Linked DNA regions of Homo sapiens: region 2 is linked to region 1. Evidence: read pairs that join two places in POLR2A ChIA-PET (ENCODE). Cell type or tissue: OCI-LY7. All regions are shown on one strand. Links, peaks and the distances in the headings refer to the core of each region. The heading gives the core; the rest is flanking DNA. Region 1 has its middle 7.5 kb from the start of BCAS1. Region 2 overlaps TSHZ2 (teashirt zinc finger homeobox 2).

What was found. ChIA-PET counts read pairs that join two places held together with the same protein. Peaks named below come from ENCODE experiments on the same cell type or tissue, not always from the same donor. Only the 100,000 strongest peaks of a DNase experiment are listed, where the experiment ranks them.
Region 2: POLR2A ChIA-PET joins it to region 1 with 7 read pairs; 1 of 35 experiments calls an interaction of 5 or more read pairs at or near these places.

What each region holds. Positions count from the first base shown.
Region 1 is chr20:54,075,435-54,080,822 of GRCh38, reverse strand. No RefSeq gene overlaps it. Among named protein-coding and RNA genes, the nearest start is that of BCAS1, 7.5 kb to the right of the region's middle. RefSeq lists an enhancer at 1-93 and a silencer at 1,059-1,118. In OCI-LY7, for the core only: no CTCF peak of the experiment used is centred there; a DNase peak (open chromatin) is centred at 2,302; H3K4me3 peaks cover 1,104 bases; H3K27ac peaks cover 773 bases.
Region 2 is chr20:53,067,946-53,073,333 of GRCh38, reverse strand. All of the region lies in intron 1 of TSHZ2 (teashirt zinc finger homeobox 2), which reads right to left. Among named protein-coding and RNA genes, the nearest start is that of TSHZ2, 98 kb to the right of the region's middle. In OCI-LY7, for the core only: no CTCF peak of the experiment used is centred there; a DNase peak (open chromatin) is centred at 2,483; H3K4me3 peaks cover 399 bases.

The DNA of each region.
Region 1 (5,388 bases), core at 242-5,241:
CAATTTTAACGTGGGTACAAAGAAACCATCCCTTTCACACGTTTGTTCATCCATTCATCCATCCATTCACCCATCCATGGAAGTGCCAAATGTAATTCTGAGTTATGGAGACCCAGCCTGGCCTCACGGAAGACCATCCAGTTGAACAGGAATTTGGCGACATGTATCAAATGCCTCTAAAATGTGACTACCGTTTGATCCAATACTTTAACATCTGGAAAATGCTTCTAAGGGAGAAGTCTAGGAAATCTGTCATGTTTATAATAGCAGAAGGTGTCAAACACTTAAATACCCAATATGGCCAGGGAGTTAATTCATCTCAGGTACTTAAACCCCTCAACCCCTATTTTAAATTTATTTGTGACATCTATGATGGAAAAAAAAAATTCCGGCTTTCGAAACAGTATTTCACAATGAGTAATATAGGTATGATATTGATACGGAAGGAAAGAAATACCAAAAGAGGATATTTCTTAGTGACAGGATTATAGATTATTATTTTAAATTTTATCCTCTGTGTGTTTTATAATAAATTTGTAATGAAAAAATAAAAAGCAGTTTTCAAAGTCTGGTTCTCAGAACACTTTGCACTGTTAAAAATTATGTAAGATCTCAAAGAATTTTTATGTGGATTGAGCGATACCTATTTACCACATTAAAAATTAAAACTAAGAATTTTAAAAATTTATATAATTTCATCTCAAAGAAATAAATCCCTTCCATTTTAACATAAATAACATTTTTATGAAAAATGATTTTTTTCTAAAAATTTTTCAACGAAACTATTTGTTTTGTTCCAAAACACAACAGGGCAAAAATAATGGTAGTTTTACATTTTTGCAAGTCTCTTTACTGTCTGCCTTAATAGAAGACAGCTGGATTCTTGTATCTGCTTCTGCATTCAGTCTGTTGCCATATGTTGTTTTGGTTGAAGCACACAAAGCAACTCCAGCCTCTTGCAGGTCTGTAGCTGGAAAAGGGAGAAGTATTTGAACAGCCTTTTTGGGTAATTGCAGGTAGTTTCTACACCACCACCAAAACCTGGCAAGTGATAGTTGCTCAAAGTTGGTTGCAGTGTGGAATCTGAAACCTATCACTGAACTTCTTTTTTTTTTATTTTTATTTTTTTTGTTTTTTGGTTTTTTTTTAGATGGAGTCTCGCTCTGTCGCACAGGCTGGAGTGCAGTGGCGCGATCTAGGCTCACTGAAACCTCCGCCTCCCGGGTTCAAGCAATTCTCCTGCCTCAGCCTCCTGAGTAGCTGGGATTACAGGCGTGTGCCACCACTCCTGGCTAATTTTTGTATTTTTAGTAGAGACAGGGTTTCATCATGTTGGCCAGGCTGGTCTTGAACTCTTGACCTCAGGTGATCTGCCCGCCTCGGTTGGGATTACAGGCGTCAGCCACTGTGCCCTGCCTGTATTGACATTCTTGAGCTCAGAAAACTCAGATTATTGTTGGACTCCTTCTACTCTTCCCTCCTTACACTCACTTCCATTGCCTACTTCCCCCACAAGAACCTTAGTAGGTGAATATTATTATCCCCATTTTGCAGCTGAAGAATCTGAGGTTCAGAGAGAAGTAGGTTACTTGAGGACACAAGGCAAAGCCAAGAGTTCAGACCAGGTGAGCGGGGCTGACTCCAAGTTCAATGTTCTTTCCACAGCTTTCTTTGTCTGGCTTCTGTCCAGACTCTTAGAGTTTAGTTGTTATGTCACCACCTGTATTTTTTTAAATAAAGTTTTATTGAAACACAGCCACATCCATTTAAACTTTGCCTTTGACTGCTTTCACACTACAATGGCAGAATTGTAGTGTGAAACAGAGACCATTTGGCCCACAAAGCCTAAAATATTTGCTATCTGGATCTTTCCAGAAAAAGTTTGTTGACTCCTGACCTAAGCCAATTACAGCAATCCTACTACCCTTTGCAGGGACTGGTTTGCGAATGGGAGTGGTGAGATCCAGTTCTGACAAGTGAGGCATGAAGAGAAGTCGATTACTCTGTCTGAGGCCTTCTCAAAAGCTTTTTCTCCCAGAAGGAAAAAAAAAGTTTCTATTTTTTCTTTTCTTTCTTTCTTTTCTTTTTTTTTTTTTTTCAACAATATCTGGGAAGGAAAGGTCTTTTGTGTCTATCCCTGCTCCGTGCAGCTGAAGTTAGGGGGAGACTGTGGTTCTAGAGCTGAGGTGGTCTTCTTGCTTTGATGAGATGAATACCTGAGTCTGGCAGAGGAGAAAATCAGAAAGAACCTGAGTTTCAAAGACACTGTTGAGCGGCTGCACCAGCCCCGGAAGCACCTTCCTGTGGATTTCCTGTTAATTAAACCGGAAATGCTCTTTTGGTCTAAGCTGCTGTCCATCACGTTTCCTGCTACTTGTGGCTAAATGCATCCTCTGTGGCTTGCCTGCCACCATTCCCTTCCCTCTAGTCCACCCTCAGCAATGCCCCCAACTTAGGGATGGCAAATTTACCAAATACAAGTACAGCACACCCAGTTAAATTTGAATTTCAAGTATATTTGAATTTCAACAATAATGAATAATTGTTTTTGTATAAGTATGTCCAATATTGTACATGAAACATACTTATGCTATGCTTATGCAGTATTTGAGACATACTTAGAGTAAAAAAATTATTTATTGTTGAATCTGGAATTCAAATTTAACTGGACTTGTATTTTTTATTGTGATAGAATATAAGGAACATAAAATTTATCTTTTTAACCATTTTAAATATACGTCTTAGTGGTATTAGGCACATTCTAAATACTGTGCAACTATCACTATTATCCATTTCCAGAACTTTTTCATCTTCCCAAACTAAACTCTGTACCCGTTAAACAGTAAGTTCCCATTCCCCTTCTGTCAGCCCCTGACAACCAACATTCTATTTTCTTTCTCTATGAATTTAAGTCTTCTCATATAAGTGGAATTATACAATATTTTTCTTTTTGTGTCTGATTCATTTCACTTAGCATAGTGTCTTCAGGGTTCATCCGTGCTATAGCTGTGTCATAATTTCATTATTTTATCAAGCAACACTACCCCAAATTCCTCACAGTGTCAGTATATTTGGTGACCCTTCAGGATAAAGCCCAGACCCCTAGCATGATACCCAAGCTCTTTCCCTGGCCACATTCATAGCCTTATTCTCAATAAAAATAATACTAAGTATTGCAATAATATCCTATATTCCAACTACTGGGCACCTGCTGATCCCAGAGCGTATGATGTATTTCCCTGCCTCTTTTCTCTCTCTGGAATTTCTATCATCCATACTCCAAGCCTCCTATCCTTGCCAATTTTCAGCTTTCCAGAGGAAGTGCACCCCCTGCAAAGTGGCTACCAAACTTTCACCCATCCTTCTACCCCAGTGGTTCTCAACGGGAAAGCTTTTGCCCCCTAGGAGTCATTTGGCAATGTCCAGAGACATCTTTTCTCATGGCAACTGGAGACATGCTCCTGGCACCTATGGGTAGAGACCAGGAATGCTCCAAACACCCTACGATGCACAGGACAGCCCCTACAGCACCGAAGATCCAGCCCCACATGGCAGTAGTGCAGAGGTGGGGAGACCTTGCTCTGCCTCAACCACCACCCTTGGCTTCTTCCTTTCTATATTACTTTTTTTATACTCCAATAATACTAATAATGATGAAAAACAGCAGTTACCTTCTGCTGCTGTACATCACAAGTTATGTACCAGGCTGTGTGCTAGACATTTCCCATACATTAAACGTCCCATCCCTATTTGGCAGTGAGAAAACAGTTCCAGGGAGCTTAAGGAATTTGCCCACATTCACATGGCATAGCTGAAGCAGAGCTGAGATCTAAACCTAAGACTGATATGGCAGGTACCATATTGTATTCAACATGCCATGAGCCATTGAGGCAACATTGACGTTGGGCTGGCATTCAGGTAGGCACTTAGGTTACAAATATAAATAAGACACAATTTTCGCAATAAAAGAAGGGTGCCCCGAGGTCAAGAGATCAAGACCATTCTGGCCAACATGGTGAAACCCCATCTCTACTAAAAATACAAAAATTAGCTGGGCGTGGTGGTGCACACCTATAGTCCCAGCTACTCGGGAGGCTGAGGCAGGAGAATCGCTTGAACCCGGGAGGTAAAGGTTACAGTGAGCCAAGATTGCACCGCTGCACTCCAGCTTGGTGACAGAGCAAGACTCCGTCTCAAAAAAAAAAAGAGGGGTGCCCAATAGTGGTGACGAAAATTAATCTCTCTGAATATATGGCTGCATCATGGTTGTACACATCTCTGTAGACTCAATGATAGCCAATTACAGTAATAACCGGTATTTCTGGTTGAGCCCTTAGTGTTTGTCAGCATCTGGGCTTGGTGTTTTCATTCCTCATGCCATTTTATCTTCAAAACAATCCTCAGGAGAGATGTTATTGTTTCTATTTTAGAGTAAGAAGATTTTGCACAACTTGATTTTGCACATGCTTGATTTTGCACAGCACAGAAGTATGAGCCAGAGTTCAAACTGGGGTGTAATTCCAAGGCCTTCTCTTAACCACTGTGCTCATCACTGGCCCCCTCACAGAGGTCAGTAAACAGCATATCATGATGGAGAACATGGTTTGAATCAGGGGAAATGGCAGGTATGGTCTTTGCCGATGACAGCAGTAAACCCCCATCCTATCTCCAGGGACAGGGATAGAGGTGAATACAAAACTGTGTTCTGTTTATTGCATGATATTCTCACACTTCAACTAGATTAGGAGGATTAGACTCTCTCCATGCACTACACTGGATGCATTCTCCATGAGAAAGCATCCAACGTAGTTCTCAAAATGTTGTGTAAGTTTTAAAATATGACCTAAAGAATCAGAGATTTGAAACAGAGATGCATGGTCAAGTAATCCACATTCAATGCAGTTTGCATGGGGTTTCTAGATTATTTGTGAGTTTTGTTACTATTTTTTATTTTCCTTTAATTATGTTGATATGTTTATGCATGTGTGTGCATATATATTACATATGCATGTGTAAATTTAGTTGTTAAGAGTGCAGGTCCTGAGGTCAGATGCTATGTGTTTAAATCCCAACCCTATCCTTAGTGACTGTGTCATTTTATTAAGCATACTGGGTGCCAGGCACTGTGCTAAGCATTTTCTGTGAATTATCTCATTTAATTCCCACACCAACTCTATAACTTGGGTGCTGCCAATAGAACCATTTTTAGGTCATAAAACGAAAGCACAGAAAGGGCAAACAACCTCCTCAAGGTCACACAGTGAATCAACTGTGAAACCAAAATTCTGTCTCAGGCTGAGTGATGCCAGACCCTGGGTTCCTAACCAAGACTGACCCTGAGTTTAGTCTTGAGAGATCTGCCCCCAGTGTTAGCCCATGGCTTAATTT
Region 2 (5,388 bases), core at 131-5,130, 1.0 Mb after region 1:
GAATGGATTAAGGGATGGATGGATGGATGGATGGATGAAGGGATGGATGGATGAATGGAGGGATGGATGGATGGAAGGATAGATGAAGGAAGGAATGGAGGGACAGATGAATGGATTAAGGGATAAATGGATGGAGGGAGGGATGGATGGAGGGATAGATGGATGAAGGAATGGAGGGATGGATGAATGGATTAAGGGATGGATGGAGGAATGGATGAATGGAGGGATGGATGGAAGGAGGGATAGATGAATAAAGGAATGGAGGGATGGATGAATGGATTAAGGAGGAATGGATGGAGGAAGGGATGGATGGAGGGAGGGATGGATGGAGGGAGGGATGGATGAAGGGAGGGATGGATGGAGGGATAGATGGATGAAGGAACGGAGGGATGGATGAATGGATTAAGGGATGAATGGATGGATGAAGGAATGGAGGATTGAATGAATGGATTGATGGATGGATGGGCAGAAGTATATGCCTTTATTGTTTTCAAGGCTAATGGTTGATCCCATTCTAGTGAATTTACCTGCCTCGACCCCCCAGTAAACAGTAAGGAAATGTCCAGTCTCACAGACTCTATTCCCATACTTTCTAGGTTCCAAAAATGGACTTCTCAGAGGAGTCTTGGAAAACCTTCTAGGGATGGTGTCAAAACACCCAAATGAGAAGGAGAAAATGAAGCCAAATCAGTTATTTTTAATCATATTAATTAAAATCTATAAGTAGTTTATCAATTTTATGGGCTCTTACAAATAGAATGGAAACAAGACATTATTTAGATTCACCCCTTTCATGTTGCAATGAGGAATGAGGAGACTAGGAAGGACAATTTTATTTTCCAAGCTTACAAATGAAAAGGGACAGAAGCAGGGCTGCAGAGCAGCTGTGAGCATTCAGTCAATGAATATTTTTATTATTTCTAAGAGAGAAACATAGTAGGACCCCTTTCCCCCAAGTGGTAATTGATATTGCTGGATTATTATGATTTTGTGGTATACCCTGAAGATACTCTTTGCACTTGTATTTGTATACCATGTTGCCTTAAAGAAGCCAAAAACATGGGATGCATCCCTTTAAAAAAAGTCCTTAATGTCATAGAAACAAAAGAATTTCCCAAACTACTTCTGCTCCAACCCAGCTTAGCATCCCCGATGCTTTTCTGTTTGGATTTGTTGGTTAGGAAAACAAACCCCAGCTACTACAGCATAGCACAGAATATTCCACCGGGGTTCCCCAGCCTCCGCGCGACTGACATTTGGGGCCAGGTGATTCTCTGCTGTGGGGCTGCCCTGTGCATTACGGGATGTTTAGCAGCATCTCTGGTCTCTACCCCACAAGCTGACAGTAAAAGCTCCCATCTGTTTTGACAACCAAAAATGACTCTGCAAATTGCAAAATGCCGGCCTGGGTTGGGGAGCTGGGGCAGTACAGGATCATTCCTGGTTGAGACAACGACAATCCAAAGCCCTCAGTGTCTCCAATAAAACAAGCAAAAGAGATTTTTATAGACAGATACACACAGTACTACTCTCCAGGGGTATTCAGGGGACATGACTTCACGGACGTCCCTGGATGCAGGGGAGAGGAAAAAGATCTTGGATAAGCAATAAAACCCATGTCACCTGTGATGGGTCACAGAAGTCAGCTCTGGGTTCTCCCGACCCACAGCTTTAAGAACTACAAGCAAGAACACGTAGGTCCGTGAGATAGACCCTTCCCCCAAAATTGGCCTGGCTTTTTAAGCCATAGTAAATAGAAAAGAAGAGGACAGAGACTTTGCAATCCTTTATCTTCATCAGACCCATGAACAGGAAAGAAGGAGGAAGAAAAATGACTGCTTTGACTCTTTGGGTAACTTAAAACGTCAGTGTGTTGCCAATTATGGCAGCTGTAGTTGCTTTATCTTTTGGGGACACTAGCAGCTCATGAAATGTGAATTTTAATTTAGCAGTCGGAGTTCAGATGGCTGGTTCAACAATGTTTAGAAGCTCCTGAAAGATAGTCACTAATTAATGAACATTAAGCCCTAGTTTCTAAGACATTTGAAACAAAGCAGGACAATGCTCCCGTCTCTGTATACTTCAGGGACTGATCTAAAGAACTAGAGGGGAGAAAGCTGACAGTGAGCACAGAGGCTCATTCCTCTCTTGAACTCCATGATTCACCAGTTCACCAAATGGGGGGGATATTTTTTAAAGTACAACTTTTATTCTGAGAAAAAATTCTCACTCGAGGAGTCATTTATGTATGTGCTATTTAGTAATATAAATGTGAGTGTTAGCATCTTACTAATCAAATGGAAAATTGTTTCGTTCTAACGGTTTTGAAACTTCCCCATCCCTCAAACAAATAGTACCCATTACTTTAAACACCTCAGTGTCTAGTAATTGTTCAAAAATGTGTCAGACTACCAGTAATTTAAGTCCTGTCAAAAATAAATCTCAGACACTCACTTCTTCCAGTCAGTGACTTGAAGAACACGCCCACATGTCAATTACCGGAAGCTGTAGCAATGTTTCTTTGTTCTGAATTTGTGTAAACAGAAAAAGGCTCTTCCTCAGTAACAACCGTTTTCTGAAACCTATATAAATGTTTATGTGAACCTCTCTGCAACAACACCTAACAGAAACAATAAAAGCCACTACATTGGTAAATACACACACACATACACACACATTCATACACACACACATCACTGTATGTGCCTCTTGGTAATCAATGTTTAAGTGTGAAGGAGTAATGTATTGACTTGTGAATTACTCTTTTCGCAGAGGCCTGACCCCAAAGCATTTACATTTTAAATTGTAAATAAAAATGATCTACATTTTTAGAGGGTCACAGTCACTGGCTCCTTTCCCTATTATCCGAAAGAGATTGCTTCACAGATAATTTCGAAAGCGCAGGTAAATAAATGAGTAGAAAAACTGTGACTATAAAACAGAAATAGTTCACAAAATTGGCAGCTAATTAAGATAGGCTATTAGACAGGGTTTCTCTGTGTAAAATTGTTCTCCATGAGTAAGACTGATAAATCTTGTGGATTCTCTCAGTCCTTACTGTAATGCATATATGGTTATAAATAGCTGTAAATCAAGCTTTAGATGAGGAGTGCTAGTGATTTTCTAAGGTTCACATTTCTTATATAACAGTATTTTTATTGGAAAAGATTGTAATCATTTAATCATAAAATCATGAATACCCTGTAATGTTGTTCTAAGGTCTTTCATGAAGTTTTTCTTGCTAAATAAGATGACTGAATTTCAACAAAAGAAGAAAAGACAAATAATTTTGGTTTACCTGACATTCATTATTCCCTTCTCCCCTCCCTGGCTCAGAGGTGCATACTAAAAAATAAATCTAGCTATAAACAATACATAGATGGATAGTGTAAAGATGTTGGAACGGGACCCTAAGTGGTCCTCTTTCCAGGGGTAAATTAGAATAAGCTGATTTTCATTAAGCAAGAACAGATCAATATTTCATTATTAACATGGTGACAATTGCATGTTAATAAGAAGTCATCTTTTTTTCAAGCATCCAACTGTCAAACCCACTGTATTAATGGCTCCCCTCATCCAGTGGCGTCTCTTTGCTTTTCCTCTCGTTATATGGAAACTTGAGCGTGTGTGTGTGTGTGTGTGTGTGTGTGTGTGTGTGTGTGTGTGTGTGTATCAAAGCATTGACCTTTTGCTAGGCAGGATTAGGGAACACCTCCTAATGTTTCCCTCAGGAAACAAGGGATTTTGTTAACCCGTTTCCCCTTAGGTTTCTCTTCCCCAGAATACTCCCATCAACTTGTTTGTCACTCGGATTTAGATAATGATTCTGTTTTGGTAGATGGTAGTTTTACCGATAAAGTAAAACCTCGATATTTTTTTCTTTCAGGAAGGAAGATAATAGGATAAATCATTAATTAAAGGGGCTGCATACGGGACAGATGGAATTCTAACCATGTGGACACCTCCCCCAACGGTGGAGGGGTAAAAAGCACCATAAATCACTCACGGTCCAGCAGTCTTCAGTAGGGCCCATCTTGCCCCCTACAAGTAATGATAAACAACATATACTTCCAGTGCAGCCCACTGGGTATTCTAAAGTAGGTGAACTATGAGATAACACATTTATCCTTCTTGGGAAGGTATCTCTTCATATTTCACATGGCGCAGAGAAAGCAGACCCAACTGAATGACAACTAATGAGGATTAATGCATTATTCCACAGAGGATTATGGGCTCTTCTCGTTTGTGCAGTGGTTAAATAATAACAAAATCAGATAAAATGGCTCCTGGTGCTTCCCTGAACTGTAAACCTAACACTCGACACAGTTGTTTTTCTTTTCCTTTCCTTTCTCTTCTATTCTACCTTTTTTTTTATTTTAAGAAAAACGGGGTTCTTAGGTGTTCAACTTCTAAATCCAGTTCTCACAGTCATTGCCTCAGTTCTTTATGGAAAAAAAAAACAACAGAAAATCTCTAATAGATTCCTCTGCAAAGCCAAAATTAAGTTGCAGCGTGCTAAAATCCAAAGAGTGCATGAAAAGGACCATTTTTCTTAAGATTAAAAGTCATATGGGTGTCCTATGGGACTTAACCAACCATACTGTAATCTAATTTAGCATTTATGAAATCTTATACTTATTCATTTAATAATTACTTATTAAGCACCTACTCTGGCCAGAGACCCCTTGCTGGGACCTTACACTGGTGTGATTGTTATGACTTAAATAGTCACACAAATACATTCTTGATTGCCAAGTGTGGTCAGTGCCATGGAAGAGCTATAGGAGATGGCAAAGCAACTAGACTCGGTGTGGGGGCTTAAGGCAGATTCTGCCAGAAAAGTAACGCAGTAGGGAATAAGGAGAGGAAGACAATTCAGGAAGAATGCATAGCTTGCAAAAAAATTTCCTAAAGTGGGAAGTGGCACAGCAATTCAAAAAACAGAGAAGTCCAGTGGAGTTTGGAGTATGAAAGTATTATGAGAAGGACAACAACAAAACTTGAAGCCAAAGAGACAAGCAGGACTCGGGATCCATAGACTGGTGTGGGTGATGGTAAAGTGTTGGAATTTACCTGAATAAACCCAGGGTTATGGGTTAAACTGTGTCCCCTGAAAAGAAAAGTTGAAGTTCTAACCCCTGGTACCCGTGAATATGACGTTATTCAGAAGAAGGGTCTTTGCAGGTGTAATCAGCTTAAGATGACGTCTTTAGGATTGGTCCTTGTCCAGTGACTGGTGTTCTTAAAAATCAAAGGAAATTTGGACACAGACACCAAAAGAGGGGATGCCACCTGACAACACGGACGCACAGGGGAAGGGAGCCATGTAACAACAGACACAGAGATTAGAGTGATGTGTCTACAAGCCAAGGATTGCTGGCCACAACC